Linked DNA regions of Mus musculus: region 2 is linked to region 1. The links are chromatin loops, found by intact Hi-C in ENCODE. Cell type or tissue: heart. All regions are shown on one strand. Links, peaks and the distances in the headings refer to the core of each region. The heading gives the core; the rest is flanking DNA. Region 1 overlaps Sp100 (nuclear antigen Sp100). Region 2 holds the start of Sp110 (Sp110 nuclear body protein).

Region 1 (11,080 bases), core at 1,618-9,617:
GAGGGCTGGAGAAATGGCTCCATCTGTAAAGTTCCTCGAGCCTGACCCCCAATACTCATGTAAAAAACTAGGTTCATCATTTGAAATGCAAATGAAGAAAATATCTAATAAAAAAAACCTGGGTGCAGAAGTGGGTACTTATAATCCCAGAGCTGAGGAGACAGAGGCAGGAGGACACCCGAAGCCTGCTCACCAACCACCCTTTCTGAATCAGTGAGTGAGTTCCAGGGTCAACGAGACCACTCTTGTCTCAAAAAGTGAGGTAGAAAGATTTAAGATGGTAACATCAACCTCTGGCCTCTACTCACATGTGCAGGAGCACGCACGCACGCACGCACGCATGCACAGAGCGATCTGTATGAGTGTGTAGGAAGGCACAATCCTGCCAGTTTATGTGGTAGGGGTCAGCAATCCTGCAGCCTATGTGAGAAGGCAGGACAGACCTGCAGTCTATTTGGGAGGCACAGAGACAATCCAGTCAGCAGGCCAACCTTGCTTCCATCAGAGCTGCTGGTCAAGCTTGCTCCAAAAGCTGTCCCCAGTGCTGGGGGTGGAGACAACTCTATGGTGGTCATTCTCTTCTGTGTCTGTTTCTCGTGCCTCATGCCCCTTCAGAGATTTATTTGTGCACCATCTGCTCCCATTTCTGTTTATTGTGGAGTGGTGGGCATGGTGAATGACAAAGTAAATCTTTAAGACCTCAGGGCCCTAGACGATCATGTGGAACAAAGTGAACTTCTTCACTTAGGACCAACTTCATCCTCTTCTCTGGGGTAAAAAATGAGCCTGTACTGGGCTTGTGCTGTTGAATATTTTGAGATGTGTCATAGCAAATATCTTAAACTCACTTGAACCCAAAAAGCATCATCAAAATGATCTAAAATACCAGGTTAATTTTTTTAAAGGGTATCTAAAAATCAGAGTGATTTAGAGCTTTAGTAACACAGAGAAGTAATTGCTACATCTAGAATTTTAAATTGTTCTTACGTCCTGTCCTTTTCCGTCTTCTAATGATGATAGAGCTCTCAGTGTCAGAAGTATCTGGGACGAAAAGGGAAAATAAAACCAGTAATCTAGAACTAAAATGGTCATAGGAATTCTCTGACTACCTAAATAGTAGAGAGTGTATGGACTATAAAGATGCTTTCATGATCTTTTCTGTCAGGATGGAGATCCTGAGTCCTTTAATCCTCTCTGCAAATCATCCCACGAATTCAATATGTAGGGACTGATGGGTCTGGCATAGATGTAATAATACAAATGTAAAATGTAACAAATATAATAAAAAGAACACTGCCTTTCAACTACAATTATTCCACCAAGCCCCAATTCATAATAATTTTGAATGGAAAAAAAAATAGGACATGGCTGCTTCTCGGTGTGGTTAAGCGGGATCCTTGCAGACCATGTAGGGAGAGCATTGTCAGGGGCATTTGGAAGACTGTAGATGGAAAATGGCCAGCAGGCTGAAAGGGTCCTGAGAGGAGGTGGGAGCAGGAGCCAGAGAACAGAGAGGTGGGGCAAGTGCACCAAGAAATATCCAGGAGCTGAGCTGCCAGGAAAGGCAAGGCCAAGAGGGCAAGAGAGCTTTTGTTCAAAATGGCTGAGGTTAAATGGGATCAGAAGCAGGAAATGGGGGGTGGAGGGGTGGAAGGTGGGTTGCGGGTGAGGGGTGGGGGGAGGGGTGTTAGAGTAGGGACAGGGGTGAGAAGTGCTGGGAGGAGCCACAGGGGCTAAGTGAGACTTGTTCCAGGTTTGTTCAAGACCTGATAGATTTCTTTTGGTTTTTCAAAACCTCCAGATGGTCTCCCAGGTGGCGTATGGTATGCTGTGCCGTGTGGTCACAATAAAGCACGTCAGAGAGCAGAAGTTCTGAGATTAGATACTGAACTGGAGTGAAGACAAGTCGGCCTTTGCTTTTCACCCCAGTTCCGCAGCTCAGTACTGAGCTCCAGGCTTCTGAAAGCATTGTTTTATGGATTCGGACTCGGTGAAATGTAGTGGTTGGCGAGCATGGGGACCCGAGTTTGATTCAGAACACATGGGGTATTTTTGGTTTTTTTAAAGCCGCACATGATGCTCATAACCCCAGTACTAAAGACGTAGAGACACACAAGTCCTTGGGGCTCACTGGCCAACCAGCCCAGCATACTTGGTGGGCTCCAGGCCAGTGAACGTATCTGTTTCATAGATAACCACTGAGGAATGGCGCCCAAAAAATGACATCCTCTTTTCTATACACATGTGTGTGTGCATATACACAGAGACAAAGAAACAGAGAGACAGAAACAGACAGAGATAGAGAAGGTGTGCTATCCTAGTACCCTCTCACTGCAGAAATGTCACCGAGAGAGAGTCTCAGTGTAAGATGTGGAATAAAGGAAAAAAGAAAATCCTAGAAGGAAGAAAGTAGGAAAAAAGTTGCAAAGCTCTGGAATGCCAGGGTAGGAAGGTCTCTGCCCTTGGAACCATGTTTGTCCTTTCAAGTCTGTGTGACCTCTAAGTTAAGATTTTATCCTCACCACCTAAGCCTGAAGCTGAGAAACTTTCACCCCAGGGCCATCTCTGCTGGGACTGGCCCTCTGTTCCTTTTGGGGTCTTCTGTACATTTTAAATTCTGGTCAATAGGTTTTGACAGCAGCACTTTTCCTTCCGGGTCATTATGGGAGGGAGTATGAGGCAAAGATGAGACTCTTCTACCTGACTGTTTCCCTGATGACCACTGGGACTAGAGACCAGGTGACTCTTCATCTAAAAATCTGTAGGATGTTTATTGAGGGAAAAAAAATGGAACTCCAATTAAATATTAAAAGGCTTTTACTATATGAAATCATTAACATTTTGGACTCATCTGTTAAAGAACCTAGCCTGCCTGATTGACATAAAAGTTAGGGTAGGAATTACCTAAAATTAAAGGCAAATTTATGTTGTACTTTGAAGAATAGAGCCTAGAATTAGAGTCTCTTGTTGAATACACAGTTCATTCGCTCTCCTGAAGAGCCCTTATTTTCTCTTACCTCCTCCTCTGTCTCTTCTCAGTGTTGGAGGTTTTCTGGAATATGCAGGTGCTGTAAGATAAAAGGGAGAAAAGCTATTATGTGCTCTCAGCATCAAGCTCTGTGGCTTTAGATCAGATGAGCCTGCAGTCCTAGGCAGACTGACAGAATGTCCTCTTCACTGAATCTAGAGGCCCTTTGCCATAAAACTGGGACCCACAGTAGAATGCTGTGTAATTCTTTTTGTTGTCGTTGTTGTTTTATTTAGACAGGGTTTCTCTCATCCCTGGCTGTCCTGGAACTCCCTCTGTAGACCAGGCTGGCTTTGAACTCACAGAGATCCACCTGCCTCTGCCTCCCAAGGCCTAAGTCCTAGAATTAAAGACATGGTCACCACCGTCCATCTGCTCTTTGTTTCTGTGTGAGCATCTGACACGACTCTTGAGCATGAGTAGCTCGAGTTTTCTCATCTATAAATGAGCAATAGCCTAGTTATCTTGCCTCCCTGTTAAGACTCTATGATGGCTAGATGCTGCTTTGTTCATTAAAACCCAATTTAAAAAACTTAACATATGCCAACATCTTAACTATAATTTAGACAGGGATATCTGTCGTTGCTTTTAAAAATATTTATTTATTTTTTAATTTATAGGTATGAATGTCTGTCTGTGTGTATGTGGGTTGCATGCATGTTCCATGCCCTTGGAGATCAAAAGGAGGTCTCTGCCCTGGAGAGATGAACTGGTTATGAGTCACGTGATATGGGTGCTGGTAACCAAACCTGGGTCCTTTGAAAGGGCAGCAAGAGGTTTTGATTGCTGAGGCATCTCTCCAGCCCTTAGGCCAATTTTAATCTGCTCACTATAGAAATAGCATAACTTGTTTTTAAAGACCTTCTAAGCTACTGACTGATATCAGGATCACCGATCAACATAGGGATTCTATGCTTACTATGCCACAGCAGAAACTCAATGCATGATTTCACCTTGTTAGTATCAGTAGACATGATCTCGTGGAGTAAAGAGAGTGTCCTTCTACTAGCATTGTTTTGCTATATTTTATTTTATCTATCAGTTGGGCTTGTCCAGATAATAAACTATTCTGTGGTAGCTTTTGATTTCCCAGCCAGACCAGAGAAGAAACATGTAGAAGGTGGTACCCTGGGGTTGCTAAATCAAGGCTTGTAGAGAATGCTTCGATTATAATTCAAGACATTCAGTGCAATTTGGATACCTCATAGTCTAGAAGCTGCATTCTGATCATCTTAACTGGTACAATCCCGTGCCATGAGCATGTGGTTTCTCAATAAGTCATTGATATTGGTCACTGTACAAAAAGAATTCTTTGGAACCCTCTGGTTGTGAGCAAAAAAAACAGTACAGGAGAAAATTCACTAATAAGAAAAATTGGAAGCAGGCTGACATTCCCTTAGAAAGCCTGACCTCCATCCAGACCACATGGGTTTGCCTTCCTAAATCCCCAGCCCAGTAGGATGGTGAGACTCCATTTTGATCCCCAAGGCAGATGCAATTTGCTGGCAAGGGGCCATCTGACATCACCTAGCCCTTTTCTTCCTAAAACGTTGACTTCTTACCCCTCCTGTTCATCTTTCTGAATCCCCACCATCCTTGCCTCTGTGTCCTTTGTAGGGAAATCTTGAAAGTCTTATGTGGAAGAGCCTGAGTAGATAGTTCAGTTGATAAAGTTCTTGGCACACAAGCGTGAGGACCTGGCTTGGAACCCTATAACCCAAGTAAGGAGCTGAGCATGGTGGTTCATGATTGTCATACCAGAGCTAGAGAGAGATGGGGGAGGGTGGCTCTCTGAGGCTCTGTGGTTAGCCAGAGAAGCCTAATAGGTGAGTTCTAGTCCCCAAGTGAGAGGCTCTCTCTCCAAAAAACAGGATGGTTGTCTATTTAGGAGCAATACCTGATGTTGACCTCTGACTTCTATATTCACACATGAACATGAATGTGCATACACATGCACAAAGACATGCACACATACACATGAATGTACACACACATATGTGCACACACAGAGAGGCCTTGAAAAATCTTATGTTGAACATCCCCCATTGATCTGATACCTCCCACATGTCTATGAAAAATAATCTTTGCATTGAAACCATAAACACATTTGAGAGCTTAGTAGGTGGGGAGGTTTGCTTACACTAAAAGAGTATGTGAGTGGTCTAAAACCTGAAACATTTCTGCTTCCTTTAGAAGACACTCTGGCAGCTGGAATGAAGGCATCACTTAAGAGTTTGATCTTTTGTTACTGTTAAGACCAAGAAGCATTTTCATTTGATCTCAGGTCTTTCCCTAGTGTATTTTCCCCGAGGAAGCACATTTCTAAAATCTTCTGGATCTAATCAGATTTAAATTAGAAAGGGAAAATGAATCACTGAGGACACACTATAGAATCTTAAGTTTTCCAACAAAATAGATAGGGCTGAGATAATTCAACCGTTTGATTCTCACAAACACAAACACACACACACACACACGTGCACAGTCGTGTATTTCTGTTTGTTTTGAGAAAAAGTCAGGTGCAGTCAAGGATAACCTTGAGCCCTGCCCACTGAGTGCTGGGATTACAGGCTCATGATATCACACCTGAAAACCTTTCTATCTCACAGTTTATAAAAGGAATAACCTAGAATTCAGAAACCCGGTCTAGTTATCCATTTGACTTTGGAGAAGACGCAGGTACATGCCATCTATGGTTGCTTTTTTCAAGCTAGGAAAAAGGATGTTGATATCTGTTCTAGTTGTTCTTTAAGGATGTCGTAAAGAAGCGCACATTAGTTGTAAAGTATTTGGGGGAATTCCTCTGTAAGCCATGACCTGAAAAATTTTGTCAGAAATAATTCTTTGGGTCTTAGAATGTTTTATCTCAAGTTTCAATTCTGCTTACACAAGATAGCTTGATGAGTTTTCCTTGGACTCTAGTCTAAGTTTCTGAAAAAATGACATTATGACTTTCTTTTTTTTTTTTTTTTTAAAGATTTATTTATTTATTATATGTAAGTACACTTTAGCTGTCCTCAGACACTCCAGAAGAGGGAGTCAGATCTCGTTACGGATGGTTGTGAGCCACCATGTGGTTGCTGGGATTTGAACTCCTGACCTTCAGAAGAGCAGTCGGGTGCTCTTACCCACTGAGCCATCTCACCAGCCCAACATTATGACTTTCTAACAAAGGAATAGTAAGCTTTCTGCTTTCTATAGAAATCCTGGATGAGTCTAACATTTAATAAACTCGATAATCATTTAAACAGACAAACTCATGAGGCTGGAGGGATGGCTCAGTAGGCAAAGTGCTTGTTCCACAAGCATGAGGACCTGGTTTTAGATACCCAGAAGCCATGAGGTGAAGTCAGACACTGTAGAATAGGTCTGTGATCCTAAGGTTCAGGTAACAGGGCAGGAGGCAGAGATAGAATCCCTGGAAGCTTGGGGTCCAGCTAGCCTGGCATATGCAACAACAAACAGGAGGTTAGAAGTGGATGGGAAGGACAAACACCTGGGCATGTCTCATGACCTCTGTGAACACATGCATGGGCACACACACGTGGGCACGCACACACCCACACACAGACACACACACACATGACTGTTTCTATCACGACATCAATGGATAACTATATCTACTAAGAAGATCCATTGATTGATAAGCCTAATCCCCCAAATAGTATGTAATGATTTCCCTGCATTTCCCAAAAGAATCAAATAAAAATCAATGCACAGAACAGGTCCTAGAGATCCAGCATACAGAACAGACTTGGGACAAACCCCATCATAACACAGTAGCTTGTGACTCAAATATCCACAGCTTGCCTTGTTACCTGGGTCTCCTTACCTGGCTGGGAGGGGACTGTGGTTGTAGCTTCTGAGAAGTTCTCTCCATTATCAGAATCCCCACTGCTGAGTTCTGCACAAAGGAAAGTCTCTTAAGCATCTTAGGGGTGATAGCAGACCCACACAGCAGGGCACACCTGAGTGTGAGGACTAGGAAGGCCCAAACAGTTAACTCAAGGCTGTGAGCCCACCACTGGCACAGAGATGCTCCTTCTCAGTCACTGGCATGCATCTCCTCTGCACAGAGGTGCTCCCTCCCAGCCAAGACAAACTAAGCCTACAGCACCTGATAATCCCAGGTGGTCTCCCATCCAAGTACTAACCACACCCAACTCTCCTTAGCTTCCATGATCAGATGAGATCAGGCACGTTCAGGGTGGTAAGGCACTTCCCAAGCATTAACGTGTGTTGGGGGTGGAGGATGGGATATTGAATGGGATAGGTGGGTGTACTGACTGGTTTTGTGTGTCAACTTGACACAGGCTGGAGTTATCACAGAGAAAGGAGCTTCAGTTGAGGAAGTGCCTCCATGAGATCCAGCTGTTAGGCATTTTCTCAAGGGGGCGAGGGCCCATTGTGGGTATTGCCATCCCTGGGCTGGTAGTCCTGGGTTCTATAAGAAAGCAAGCTGAGCAAGCCAGGGGAAGCAAGCCAGTAAGTAACATCCCTCCATGGCCTCTGCGTCAGCTCCTGCTTTCTGACCTGCTTAGTTCCAGTCCTGACTTCCTTTGGTGATGACCAGCAGTGTGGAAAGTGTAAGCTGAATAAACCCTTTGCTCCCCAACTTGCTTCTTGATCATGATGTTTTGTACAGGGATAGAAACCCTGACTAAGACACTTCCCTGCCTGCCTCTTTCTTTCATTCCCATTTTGCTCCTTAGTTTTCTTCATGGCTCTGTCCATCACTCCTGTTCTTCATCTGGATCCAGTGACGGACAGCTTCATGTCTGTCTTGGGTATGTTTCCCTATCTACTTCTTCTCATGTGTATTTTGATTCCCTGATATATTTTCTCTCTCTTTTCCTTAAATTCTATTCCCCCTATACCAATCCCCATTTGCCACTTCTCTCTCTCTCTCTCTCTCTCTCTCTCTCTCTCTCTCTCTCTCTCTCTCTCTCTTTCTTCTTCTTCTTCTTCTTCTTCTTCTTCTTCTTCTTCTTCTTCTTCTTCTTCTTCTTCTTCTTCTTCTTCTTCTTCTTCTTCTCCTTCTCCTTCTCCTTCTCCTTCTCCTTCTCCTTCTCCTCCTCTTCCTCCTCTTCCTCCTCTTCCTCCTCCCTCTTCAGAAAAAAAAGTCCTCTGACCTCAACATTTATTAACCTCCATTTCTCATTTCTGCCTTTAATTTCCCCTACTTTCTTCTGCTAGTCTGAAGGTTGGCTTGGTGGGCCTCTTTCCCTTCCTGCCTCCTCCTGACTATGTGGGCTACCTCAAGGTCCCTGATAACATATGTAATCCCCTTGCCTGGATACTGTTTCAATTCTTTCCGTTATCCTTACCTATTATCTCAGAGTCCTCATTTTGGTTGGTCCTTGCTCGGGTTTGTTGGTTACCAGCCAAGGAAAATGATGAATTTTCCTTCTTTACATCTACCAGTTGCACAAAACAGGGATTAATCTGGAGTTCATAGTTGAGTTGCACAGCTCCTGGCCAAATTACAATTAATAAATTATTTTCAAGGACTGAGGAGACAACCCAGTTTGTAAAGGCTTGGTGTTTAAGCACAAGGACCCGAGTTTGAGACCCAGGATCCACATAAAAAGACGCATAAGTGGCAGCCATTTGCACTCCCAGCACTCAGCAGATATAGACAGGTGGATGCTGTGGCATCACTGGCCAGCCAATCACCAACCACCAACCACCCTAGCCTAATTAGTAAGCTCCAGGCCAATGAAAGACCTTGGTTCAAAAAAAAGGTGGACAATAGCTGCAAAGGACAACATAACCAGAGACTGACCTCTGGCCCCTGCACACACACGCACACATATACATACAGACAAGTACACAAATGTGCACACACACAAACACATACAGATATACACAAAGTATTTTCATTTAACTCTCTAGAAGAGCATTTTGAATACCATGAATGATCCCTCTTCCTGAAATTTCCTGCCCTCTCTGCTCTTAATCTTCCTTTCTAGCCATTCCTAGAATCCTTGGATAGAGAATTGATTTTGATATTTTAAAGATAAAAATTAACCAGGCATGGTGAGACACACCTGCAATCCCAGTTGGGGAAGGCTAAGATGGTGGGACATAAGTTCACAGATAGCCTGGGCTACAAAGCAAGACCCTGTTTCAAAAAAATAAATGAAGATAAAATTAAAAATTCTAACTTCAGTATAACATTTATATATAAAAATTGGAGGTAGATGATTATAAAGTGAAACTATCACCTGAATTAAAAAGCAGATGACCAGCACTCCAGAGGCCTCCAGGTGACACATTCTACTGTCCCCATGGTCTTTCTCATAGCCAACCACTATCTCCAGTTTTAAGACCTAGATTAATCTTGCTACTTATGTGATCAATATAAATGAAATCATAACCATCTTTTTAGTTCTCTATCCTTAAAGAAACCAAACACACCCAGATCTATACATGTACATATAAGTACTATATATATATTAATATGTTTTTGAGAGTCTTCTGTATTATTATTTTTGATGTTATAGAAATATGCTGACTTTCTTTGTTTCAATTATTTAGTTTTTAAGAATAATACTACTAGGAACGTCCTTTCGTGTGTATATGTGTATGTGTTGAATCATTTGTTTTGAGACAAGGCTTTATGTAGCCCAGGCCAATGATAACCTAGATCAGGATGACCTAGAACTCCTGATCCCTCCTCTTCCATCCTCCTTTCTCCTTAGTGCTAGGGCTGAGGTGTGAATCTTACTCCCAGCCTTTCCCATGCCGTCTTAGTGATTAGCACATATTTCTCCTCTTCTCTGCTGAGGAACGTAATCACTGAGCTCTGTGATATGTATGTTTTCAAACTTAAGAGATTACATCCAACTGCCTCCCCAAATCACATCATGCCCAGAAGCTGCAGAAGCTGAAGAGACAGGAACATAGCAAATGCAAGAATCTGAAGACAATAGGCACGTGGGGCAAGCTGTTAGGAAAAGAAGCAAGTGACAGGGATATGAGCATGGCCACCAACCCTCATTGCACCCCTCACTGTCTGATAATGCAGACAAATGATGAGAGCTACAGAAAGCATTGGGCTTTAAAAGCCGCATGAACTGGTTTGCATTTATTTTATTTTATTTTTACTTTATGTAAGTGGGTGTTCCCCCCGCCCCCCCCATGTTAGTTTATACATGCAGTGTCCCAGGAAGTCAGAAAAGGGTGTAGGATGCCCTAGAACTGGCCTTAGAGATGGTTGTGGAGCCGAACCTGGGTTCTCTGTAAGAGCTCCAGCCTTTATAATCATTGAGCTGTCTCTTTAGCCCAGCTCATTTTTGGAAGATCCTTCTTTGGCAGAAGACAAGAAATCTGAAGGGAACAACATGGAAGAGTCAGAGCCAAAGGGAATCGTGTTCCTCTAGTTTAAGTGAGTTTGATGAGGGTCATATATGGGATGCTGGGGACGGGAACGTACACACAGCGGCAGGCTGGAGATGCAGATGCCAAATAAGATGGAAGAAGCTTTAAGCCACTAAGTTGTGTGTGTGTTGGGGGGGGGGCATTTGTTATATTATTGAGCAGAAGGCAACAAAATAGCCGCCACAGACAGACATCCTTCAGGTCTTTAGACACTTGCAAAAAGTAAGCCAAGAAAGAAGACAGGCCTGGGCTAGACCAGTGTGTTTAGGAATCAACAGATCATGCACAGTGGTTAAGCCCAAGAAAAGTGGGGTTTTCTGTAATCTGGGGGATCAGAGGCTCATGGTGCTAAGGGGATGTATTACCCTTCTCAATGGAGATAACATGCTAATTTCTGTCATTTTTTACAGTCCATTCTGCCCACTTTCCCTCATTGTCTCTCTGTGGCTTCCCCCATCTGGCCCTATTCTTGATATCTGTTTATCTTTCTATCTTTCTCTCCTCATACTTTGCCCCCTCTATATGTTTTACATTTGTTTCTTTGTTTAGCACATGTGCACCACAGTGTGTGTGTGACAGTCAGAAGACATCTGTGGGAATAACTTCTCTCTTTTCTACCAGGTGTGGCCTGGAACTTGAACTCAGGTCACCAGAATTGAGAGCCACTTT
Region 2 (11,080 bases), core at 2,133-10,132, 83 kb after region 1:
CATAGAACTCTTCTCAGTTGAACACTCAGAGACCCTAGCTCAGACTCTTTCGAGAGTCACTTGGTTGCCTTTTGTTTTATTTCAATTTTCTCACATAGTGATCCTGACAAATTCTAGACATTTCAAAGATGCCAGCTCTGGTTGTTGTTGTTGTTGTTGTTGTTGTTGTTGTTAATTTAATAACTTCTAGCAATTTTTTTCAGGATAACCTTCACCCCAATGCAGTTTGAGAATACTTCCTAAAGGTTACAATGAGACCACTGGGGGAATAGATCCCCAGGTTAGGAAGGGGACAGTGGACACACCCTTCCCATGTTCTCCAGTGTTAATCCTTTGCCTCCCTGCCTCTCACTCCACTCCAGGCAGATCTGGATTCCCAGCAAGTGCCCCTGAAACCCATAATGCTAACCACGCTGGGGAACCGCACAAGGCAGGGGTGGAGGAGTGGAGGGCGGAATTGGTGTGGCTGGCTGGCTTCCTGCTCAGTGTGCTGAGATCACTTTCATTTTTCTTTTCTTGAAGCCTGACTCCCCGCGGGACTTCCAAGGCAGCATAACTTCGGGTCCAGACTGGGCTGTCAGGCTTTTCCAGGAAGGATCCAGGAACCCCTTAACTAATCCAGGCAGTGACCTGGGAGAACTCGGGAGAACCCGTGGCAGCCCTCAGCATCCAGGTGCGTTCTGCTCTTGGGCTCTGCAACTAGATTCCTGATTCTTGGGGTCAGCTTTTGTCTGCTGTACCCTAGACTCCCCAGGTTCTCTCTTTGCTAAGTAATCTTGTCCAGAGACTCGAGCATGGCTCCGGATCCTGGCTCGGACCCTGGAGTGGAGGTGGATAAGAGGGAGGAAGGGGAGGGGAGGGGAGGGCAGTGAGGGCTTATACACACAACTCTTTTTCTGAAACAGACTTTGGGGACAGTGTCCAGTGCCTATTCCCGAGGTTGGACCTCGCAAGTGTCCACGGTGGGCGGTGCCGTTATCATCTTCCAACACTTGCCTAATTATGGAGCTATTGGGAAAGAGAAAGTAAGGGGCGCCCTTACTTCTCTCTAGCGGGGGTATGGATGGTTTTTGTATGTTTGCTTTTTTTGGTTTTAGTCCATGGTCATTTCACTGAAATACATTACTGTGCGTGAAAATTCAAGGGAAATGTAATTTTTACAGCTGGTGACCCTGATTCCAAATAAGTCACAGAACACTTGAAATGCTTTTCACTTCTACCCTATCAGGGACTGTGACTATTGTTTTGTCTCCTGGTCACTTTGATAGTACTATGCACTGTCAAGTCCTTCGACTTGTCTGCCTTTTCCCAGCTTAATTATGCATTCATTGTATATGATGCTCATTTTATTGATTGTTTGGGGCTTTGTCTTTCCTAATGGGTGTTTGTCTTTCCCTAATTTATTTGTAAGGCCCTTAACATAATAAAAACCTGCATGCAGGCAGCTGAGACACAGGATCTTTTTTCCCCTCTTCAAGACAGAATTTCTGTGTAGCCCTGAGTGTCCTGGAACTATATATATCAGGATGGCCTCCAACTGCCTTTGCCTCCAGTGCTGGCATTAAAGGCTTGCACCATTTCCTCAGGCTTGAGATACCATATCTTGCACAGTGAGAAACAAAATATCAGAGACAGACACACTCTACTGTAGATTGGTGTCCTTGGCACAGGTACTTAACCTCTGTAGATCTGACTTCCATCTTCGGAAACTGTGGCAGGCGGCAAATGGCAAAGTTGCCACAGCAGCGTAGGTCTGAGTGCTGCTGCCATCCTAAGCAGAACCCAGAGCACATGTTCTTGCTGCCTCCCCTCCCCTCCCCCACAAGTAGCCTCAACAGCTTTCCCTCCCACCTGTCCCCAGTCTGCCAGGATTCCCTCAGGACTGGATGATCTGTGACACATCTCCCTGCTCTACAGTCCTACTGTGAAGTCGGCTTCTTTTTGTTTTCTCCTCAACATTTTTTTTGCTAAGTTTAAGAGATTGGGAAAGAAGAAGAAAGGGACAGACAAGTCTACTCAATGTGATGCTGGGATTAAATTCCTGGAAATACTCTTTGGAAATACTCTTTAATATTTAATATTCTGTTTTAAAAAAGAGGAAAGGGGGACCTTTGCCTTCTTTGTGTTTAAGATTAGCAAACAAATAAACAGAACTGTGTTGCTAGCTGGGATGCAGCTCAGGGATAGGGCACTTGCCTAAGATGCACAGGTCCTGGACTCCATCCCCACTACTGCCAATCAACAACAAAAGCGCCCCCTCTGTGATCAAAAGGTTTACTAGGGCCTGCCTTCTTACAACAGTTTGCCACCTGGAAGTTTTCTGTTATAACTCACTGGTTATTTTCTCATGATCCAGAAGCAGTCGATTTTTAGAAACATTCCATAAGAAGACCCAGGTCCATCCTGAAGAATGAAATGGGGTCATAAAACCAAGCGTTGACTTTGACCAATCCTATTTTTCATATCCTTCCTGATTTTATTCATGTGTTGTCTGCTTGCGTCAAAGTGTTGTGAGTGATTTTTCAGTGTCTAAATATTACCAGCTTTCTAGCTCTACATGTTGGGTGGTCTCTTTTTCATGAGCATTGGTATGAGATAGTGCTCTGCTACACTGCAGGTGATCTGTTCTAAGCCAGCTCATATATATTCAACTCTCTCTATACATACACTCTGGCTGTGGCCAAGCACTTTCTCAACTGTAAACCAGCATCTAGAATGTCAAGATTCGATTAGTACTCAGCCCCCTCCAGATTGTATAATCTAGCATGAGGATCGCTTACCTCACCCCTGTCTGCATTAGAGCTCACCACAGTTAGGTAGTTGTGATGACAGTGACCACCTTGCAATGCTTTGTGAACTCCAGTAAGTTACTACCTATGAAATCCTTGGAACAAAAGCTGGACATAGGACATACTCAGTGAAGAAGAGATGTTTTAAAAACCCACTTTATGTTTTAAAATCCCTTTCAGGATGGTTATATGCTATTGTCTGTCCTTCTCAGCCTCTGTGGTTTCTGGGCACTGCCTTTATCTCCTCTACCAATGGATCTTTTAGCAAGACTTTGCTCTGTAGACAGCTAAGGGATGCTTGAAGACTAGGGTGTCTACCTTTGAGAATCCATTTTATGCAGAGAGCCACTCCCCATGCTCCTGAGAACTTTTGCCTGTCTTCTCAGCCTGCCTCTTTTTATAGGATGTTCACTCTGACCAAAGCCTTGGAAAAGGCTCTTCTCCAGCATTTCATATACATGAAGGTGAACATCGCCTATGCCATCAACAAGCCATTCCCCTTCTTCGAAGCGCTCCGGGACAATTCCTTCATCACTGAGAGAATGTACAAGGTGAGGCTGTGGACCCTCCACAAAGCTGTCTAGTCCTCATTAAGTATGTTTCAGTATTGAGATCTCTGACCACAACCCATCAGGGTTTCTAGAACATGGAAGGCCCAACTTGACCATGATCATTATTGCAGGAAGGGAGGTTGGGAGAAAGGGTGTCTTGAGGCTGTATTAGTGATAGGGTATATTGTAGGTGCTGTAAGTTCAAAGATGGATCTGTTTCTTGCCTCTGTTTAGCTTCTGGTGGCTGGAAGCTCTTGGAGTTCTTAGATTAATAGTTTGCACTGCACTCACTGCACTGACCCCAACTCCCTGACTCAGCTCCACTGCACTGCACTCAACTGACTGACTGAACTCAGAGACCTGAATGACTCTGTCTCCTGAGTGCTAGGATTAAAAGCAAGTACTGCCAAGCCTGGACCTAAGCTTTTCTTTACAAGCAACTTTCTCTGTCCCAAGCTGGCCTTCAACTCAGAGATCTGCTTGCCTCTGACTCCTGGGATTAGAGGTGTGTCTGTATTCCAGCCAGATCACACAGACCTAGAAGGTCTTTGGATATGATGATCACTTGCCAGAGCAGCCCTGTTGCTGGATTAAAATTCCTCTACAAAGAAAATTGCAGCAGCCTTTTCCAAGTCTGACACAGCTCCAGCTCCTTCATCAGTCCACAGCCCACTCACTCACTGAGACTCACGTTTTCCTTCCAACAACCGTGCTTTCCTTTATGAGACTGTTCTCAGTTGCAACTGGCTATTTACTGACTGTCTTTTCAGGGATGGATGCCCTCCTCCTCCACTGGGGCAGGACCCCACCTGGGCAGTACTCCCACCTGGGCAGGGCCCCACCTGGGCAGGGTCCCACCTGGACAGCAACACCGCCTGAACAGGGCTCCACCTGGGGAGGGTATCACCTGTCCCATCACCGGATCCATCTGGGCACCCAAGGACTAGCTAACCAGGAATAGCAGACACTGGAAGAATTTTGCAGCCAGTTCTCTCTTTCAATAACTTCTATCCTAAAGATTTAACTCTATATTTTATACTAAAATTCCTCTTAAATTAAAAAAGAAGATTTCTTAAATTTGGGGGTTTTGTTCTGTTCTGTTTGAGACAAGATTTCTCTGTGCAGCCCTGGCTGTCCTGGAACTCACTTTGTAGATCAGGATGCCCTCAACTAGAAAACATTAGCAATCTGACTGCCTGTCTCCTGAATGCTGGAATTAAAGGCGTGTGTCACCAAGCCTGACTTTTATATATTTTTTAAGTACTGTATTTATTTGGGAGCGAGGTGCGAATGTGCCATGGTGTGCAGATGGAGGCTGAAGGACACCCTGTAGAATTTGTGCTCTCCTTCCACCCTCCAGATCACAGGGATCAGACTCAGATCAAGCTTGACAGCCAATGCCTGCACCCACTTAGCCATCCTCAGCAGCCCCCAAAGTAGCTTTCTTACAATATAGAAAACCACAGATAGAGAGCTCTCCGCTCGGTGACTACTCATTCAAACTAACCCTCTGCTCCACTCTTTGAAGGAATCTCTGGAAGCCTGTCAAAATCTGGTCCCTCTGTCCAAAGTGGTGCACAATATTCTCACCAGTCTGGAGCAGACTTTCCACCCGTCAGTGCTGCTGACGTTGTTCAGCAAGGTCAACCTCCGGGAATACCCCAGCCTGGTGGCAATTTTCAGAAGCTTCAGAAACGGTAATGTGGTTTTTCCGAGATCCTTGTCACATGTGCAGTGGTGCTACAGTAAAAGCCTGGGTTTGTTTCCAGTGTGGATTGTGCATTCCAATGCCTGCTTTCCCTGTGTAAAGGCATAGACCACGCTTGCTCACAAAAGCTGCTGGAAGCGTCATCCTGGCTGACTCTGATCTCAGCTTCCAGGATTCGAATTTCTATAGGACACAGGTGTTTTTAATACAGCTATTCAGTGAACCTGGTATAAGTTGTGACAGAGTCTCACGTTGTAGTACAGAATGGCCTAAAATGTAATCCTTCTGCCTCATCCTTCTTTCCAAGTGCTGGTGTTACAGAAGTGGGCCATCACACACATTCATCTTGAAAATATGAAGTATGGGACCATCTCCAGGGAGCACGTAGGGCAACTGAAATGTCGGGACTTGCTATGAAAGAAAGAAAGATGGGGGGTGGGGAAGAGAGAGAGAGAGAAGGAGGAGGAGGAGGAGGAGGAGAGGAAGAAGAAGGAGAAGAGGAGAAGGAGGAGGAGAAGAGAGAGGTGAAATGGATACAACGTCTATCTCTTTGTGACTGTGGGTGTCCCAGACATTTTATATGATCATTTCACATGACCTTAAAACCACCTGTGACATCATTGTAAGTTGCTCCTGACAGAGAAGGAAGGGGAAGTTCAGAGGTAACTCCACAGTCACTTGTCAGATTTCTATCTGTCACAAAATGCCTATGATAATGAACTTACAATGAGAAGAAGTTAGGGGGCTCTGACCTGTGATACAGTTTGAGCCTGTAGCAAGATTGTATCACCGCAGGATGTGTGACAAAATGTAGTGTCACCTGGGAACCTAAGCTTTGAGGAGACATTCGGCATCTAGACTACAGAACTGGATAGATAAAGAAACACAAAGAGGGGCAGCCACGGGGCTGAGGGTTGGACTGAGAGTGAGAGGACCAGGCAATAAAACCACTTGAGATTGGAGAACATGAACCCAGCAGACAGTGAAAGAAGAGACACCAGGCACACTGCACTGTGACATTGGTGACATTGATGTGTCACTATCAAAAGGATCATCCCCAGGGGAGAGAGGATTCTTTAAGATAAGAGAGCAGCTGAGGGACACTTTTTCCTCTAGGCCTAGCAGCAGGGCCAGTGGACCACAGACTAAGGATACGCTAAGTTCATCTGAGCCCTGCCAGGGCTCAAGCATCGCTCTGGCTGTGCAGTTCTGTGGTTTTGTTCTGAGCCTTTGCTGCTATCTATGAAGGTTCCTGTTCAGGGGTCAAGGTATCTTTACTTCTGAAATAAATGGCGAGGAACAATCTTAATAGAAACCAACCACAATCTATTCAAGGGGACAGTGTGTGGAAAGCCAAGGGCCTGGTGTTGGGATGAGAGGGAAGATCCTAGGGTGCTCAGATCGAGGCAGCCAGATCATAGGGTGCAGTGAAACTTCAGAAGTGAGCAGAAACCAGAAGACTAAGGTCCCAATAGAACCTGGTGAGGAAGCCGAGCGTGGTGGCGCACCCTTTTAATCCCAGCACTCGGGAGGCAGAGGCAGGGGGATTTCTGAGTTCGAGGCCAGCCTGGTCTACAAAGTGACAAGCAAAACATCATCAGGAGTCGTTTTGTTGCTGCATTCATTTAGATTAACTGTAGTAGGTTTTACTCTAGAGCCTGTGGTCTATCTAGTCATGTGCTGTTGACCACATTACCAGTGTTGCGTATGGGTCCCATTTCATAAAACAGTCCTCACATCCAATCAAAAGGTGATTGGTCACTCCCATAACACTTGTGCCAGCATTGCATCAGCAAGTACATCGAGTAAGCAGGTCACTGTTGTAGCTTGCAGCATTCCTAGCTGGGTGACACTGATGATAACTCCTTCTCTGGTAGTGCCCATAGAACCTTCCAACACTATGAACACTCGTCAGTAGGGATGAAGCTTCTAGCTGAGCAACAGCTGGATTGCTTCATGTCTGTTTCTCCCTCAGCAATAGGGTCTTACCAGCAGGTTGTGGAGGGTCATCGATATCATTGGCCTATAATGTTTAGGGGTAGGAGGAACCTCTGGGATTCCTTTAGCCAATAACTCCAAAAAGATGGACTGTTTTCCATTCCTGGTACTTGGTAGCATATGGTAACTTATCAGGGCATTGTCTCCCTCATTATATGGTAACTCCATTTAAATAACATTTATATATGTATATATTTTAGGGACCTTCTACAGTAGTAGGTTTCTATGTGGTCAACCCATTTTGGGTGATGGACTGGGGACTAAATAGCACTGAGTGCCTGAATAAATCAAAGTCAGAAGAGGCCACAAATGGATGCGTGTGGTGATGAGCCTGTTCTGTGCACCCGGGGAAACCAGTAACTCTCCCTCTGGTCCCGTGTGGAAAGATGAACTAGGCAATCCTGTCTGCCAGATAACTTCTGAGTCTTCGGGGTCCTGAGTCTTTGTGTTCCTTTGCTAATTCCAGTTGGTTATACCTACGAAGAGAAAAACAGACCCCCACTGACCCTGCTTGAAGACCTGGCCAACCCAGCAGAAGGGTGCTCCCTTCAGACACTGCTGCCACCACCCCGACCCCAGATATCGCTGCCAAGTCATCTGTCCTCAGCACCGAGAGTCTGTGACCCCAGAGCAACCGCACAGCCAATCATTGAGATCCTGGATGAGCAGCCCAGTCCTTCTCCCCGAGCTGTGCCTCTCCTTGGCTGCATTCAGGAAGGAAAAACCACTCCAGGCAAGCCACAGATCCAGCCTGTCTGTCCTACCTAGAGGCTTGTTGTCCATTAGAACCCCAGATTGCCGTCTTTTGTTGACCTGTTCCTTTCTCTGCATCCACCCATACACAACCCTCTCTAAGAAAATCACAAGCGCTGCCAGTGACCAGGGAGGCCCAGATGCTAGAGCATCTTCTTCCTATTCCTGGACACTCCTGCTTCTGCCCTTGGTACTTCACCTTTCCTGAGCCTTTAGGCCAGTGGTTCCCAACCTACCTAATGCTACTGCGCTTTAATGCAGTTCCTTATATTGTGGTGACCCTCAACCATAACGTTATTTTCATTGCTGCTTCATAACTGTAATTTTGCTGCTGTTATGTATCACAATGTAAATAGTTTGGGAGATAGAGGTTTGCCAAAGGAATCGAGACCCACAGGTTGAGAACCACTGCTTTGGGCCATTTTACTCTTCTCCCTACAACCCGTGGTTTTTCCCTCCTCCTTCAGCTGCCAGTAATGATTTTTTTTATTAGATATTTTCTTTATTTACATTTCAAATGTTATCCCCTTTCCTAGTTTCCCCTCCCAAAATCCCCTATCCTCTCCCCCCTCCCCCTGCTCCCCAACCCACCCACTCCTGCTTCCTGGTCCTGGCATTACCCTATACTCCTGCTTCCTGGTCCTGGCATTACCCTATACTGGGGCATAGAACCTTCACAGGACCAAGGACCTCTCCTCCCATTGATGACCACTAGGCAATCCTCTGCTACATATGCAGCTAGAGCCATGAATCCCGCCATGTGTACTCTTTGATTGGTGGTTTAATCCCAGGGAGCTCTGGGGCTAATGGTTAATTTATGTTGTTGTTCCTCCTATGGGGCTGCAAACCCCTTCAGCTCCTTAGATACTTTCTCTAGCTTCTTCATTGGGGACCCTGTGCTCCGTCTAATAGATGACTGTGTACATCCACCTCTTTATTAGTCAGGCACTGGCAGAGCCTCTCAGGAGACAGCTATATCAGGCTCCTTCAGCAAGCTCTTGTTGGCATCTGCAATAGTGTCTAGGTTTGGTGGTTGTTTATGGGATAGATCCCCAGGTATGGCAGTCTCTGCTCTGAACTTTGTCTCTGTAACTCCTTCCCTGGGTATTTTGTTCCCCCTTCTAAGAACTGATATGGTCAGAAAGAAGACCTGCAAAGGATGCCCAGCCCTTCTGCTGGCCCTGTGCAAAGTAACACTGACTGGGCTGTGGAGGGAGACTATGCACATGCCAAATGAGAGGCTGTGGTTGCAACCTCAGGAGAAAAAAAGGGGAGAAAAGCAGAGAGGGCTGTCCTTAGACTCACAGAGCAAACCAAAAGTCAAAAATACTGGTGTGGGTCTGGGGTGTAGCGCAGTGGAAGATCACTTCTTTGGTAGATGCAAGGCTCCTCTCTCTATGTCTCTGTCTCTCTGTCTCTCTGCATCTCTCTCTCTCTCTCTCTCTCTCTCTCTCTCTCTCTCTCTCTTCTCTCTCTCTCTCTCTCTCTCTCTCTCTCTCTCTCTCTCTCTCTCTCTCCTGTTCTTAGTTGACACATAGCTTATTACAAACTTATAGTTGATGATTCTTCCCTAGCTCCAGAAGCCTTTGAGTCTCAACCTTATTCATTCTTTTCTATTTCATAGTATGTCAAGAGTAGAACCCAAGGCCTACTGCCTGCCAGATAAGCACTCCACCACTGATCTACACCCCTAGCCCCTTTGTTTATTTTTAGATGACTCAGATTCTAAGACATATATATGCTATTAACATTATTAGAAAATATTGTGAAAACTTTATGTCTGTTGGACCTAATTGAGCTTCCAGATTTGTGCCACTTGCCTTCCCTAAAGCATCATTATAAAAATAAAGTTTAGTTACGTTAACTATAGCAGGATGTATTACTGACATTGCTGAAGACTGACATTGCGTTCCAGAGTTGGGAATAAAAGAGTATGGACTCAGTAACTTTTCCTCCACTCCTCTGATATTTGCTATTCAAATAACTTTAACATAATCAGAAATCTAATGTCAATAGGAGATTTCATTATCTACATTTTCAAGTGAAGAGGAGGAGGTGGAGGAGGAGGAGGAGGAGGAGGAGAAGAAGAAGAAGAAGAAGAAGAAGAAGAAGAAGAAGAAGAAGAAGAAGAAGAAGAAGAAGAAGAAGAAAGAAGAAGAGATTTTGTTATTAAACTATTCTGTCCCTTCTCTATCCTACCTTTTCCTGGTCACCTGCCTTCCTTACTGGTTAGAATCACTGTTCTCTTTACTGCTCTGGCCCCTACTTGCTCAACCTGAAAGCCTCAATTCTTTTTCTTCCCTCTTCTCAGTGTCCTCCAGAGATCACCAGAGAAAAGATAAGGAAGACTCTCGAGAGATGCCCCACAGTCCCTCAGGACCCGAGTCAGGTAATCTGCCTTTGGCCTTAGTGACCTCCTTTTCTGGGCGAGTATACCATCCACTTTCCTCCCTGACAGGCAGTTCAGTAACCCAACCCTTTCCTTCCTCCTTCAGTTGTCAAAGACAACTTAACATCCAAGACTAACAAGCAAGATGACTCAGGAGCATGGCCTCTGGGTTCCCCTGGCACCATGCATGGTGATGCTAGTTAAGGCTGACTTAACTCTTAGCAACCTTGCTTGGGATAGCTTAAGCTCATCTCCACTTTCCTACCAAACAGAAAAGAATTTGAGTCCTCTTGCTATGAGGCTCTTGCTCCCATCTCAGCCGAGCTTCCTGCCCCTCACCCAAGCTTGGGAGGTAGAGTTATGGAGAGGGCAAGGAAGCAGGACTGGAAAGATAGACTTATGGATCCACCAATCATAAAGTCACAAAGTCCCCTCACACCTGCTAGACTTAGACTCTAAATCATTACGGTGTCAACAAACAGAGGTGACTCCTCAGCCACAAGAGACTGTAGTGAGCTTCAAGAGAGAAGAGGACAAGGCAGGTCTGGACTGTGTGACCTTGCAACTGTGATGAAGTCACAACAATAGGTGATGCTCAAACAGCCCCAATAAAATGTAAGACAGGCAAACAGAAGCCCCATCTGTCCCGAGTGGTGGGTAATGTAGCTGATGTGGCTGGTTCTCCTTCCTTGACTTCACCCTGACTATGGGAATTGTCCTTCAGTGCTAGTCAGTTATACATTGTACAGAAAACTAAAATATATGATATTAAAATGATATGAAAGCCAGGCGTGGTGGGGCGCACCTTTAATTCCAGCACTCGGGAGGCAGAAGCAGGCGGATTTCTGAGTTCAAGGCCAGCCTGGTCTACAAAATGAGTTCCAGGACAGCC

The links. A loop is a pair of places that touch in the nucleus more often than their neighbours do. Peaks named below come from ENCODE experiments on the same cell type or tissue, not always from the same donor. Only the 100,000 strongest peaks of a DNase experiment are listed, where the experiment ranks them.
Region 2: it touches region 1 in a loop (7-fold over the local background); 2 of 42 quality-filtered maps call a loop at or near these places.

What each region holds. Positions count from the first base shown.
Region 1 is chr1:85,671,047-85,682,126 of GRCm38, reverse strand. It overlaps Sp100 (nuclear antigen Sp100), which reads right to left. Exons shown (of 22, transcript NM_001372231.1): 8 at 8,356-8,502; 9 at 6,861-6,932; 10 at 3,018-3,068; 11 at 988-1,041. Among named protein-coding and RNA genes, the nearest start is that of Sp100, 27 kb to the right of the region's middle. In heart, for the core only: no CTCF peak of the experiment used is centred there; no DNase peak of the experiment used is centred there.
Region 2 is chr1:85,588,222-85,599,301 of GRCm38, reverse strand. It overlaps Sp110 (Sp110 nuclear body protein), which reads left to right and starts at 492. Exons shown (of 12, transcript NM_030194.1): 1 at 492-673; 2 at 3,193-3,340; 3 at 4,869-5,037; 4 at 7,513-7,779; 5 at 10,111-10,188. The coding sequence starts at 3,194. It also overlaps a transcript of Sp140 not described here. In heart, for the core only: no CTCF peak of the experiment used is centred there; DNase peaks (open chromatin) are centred at 4,223 and 6,561.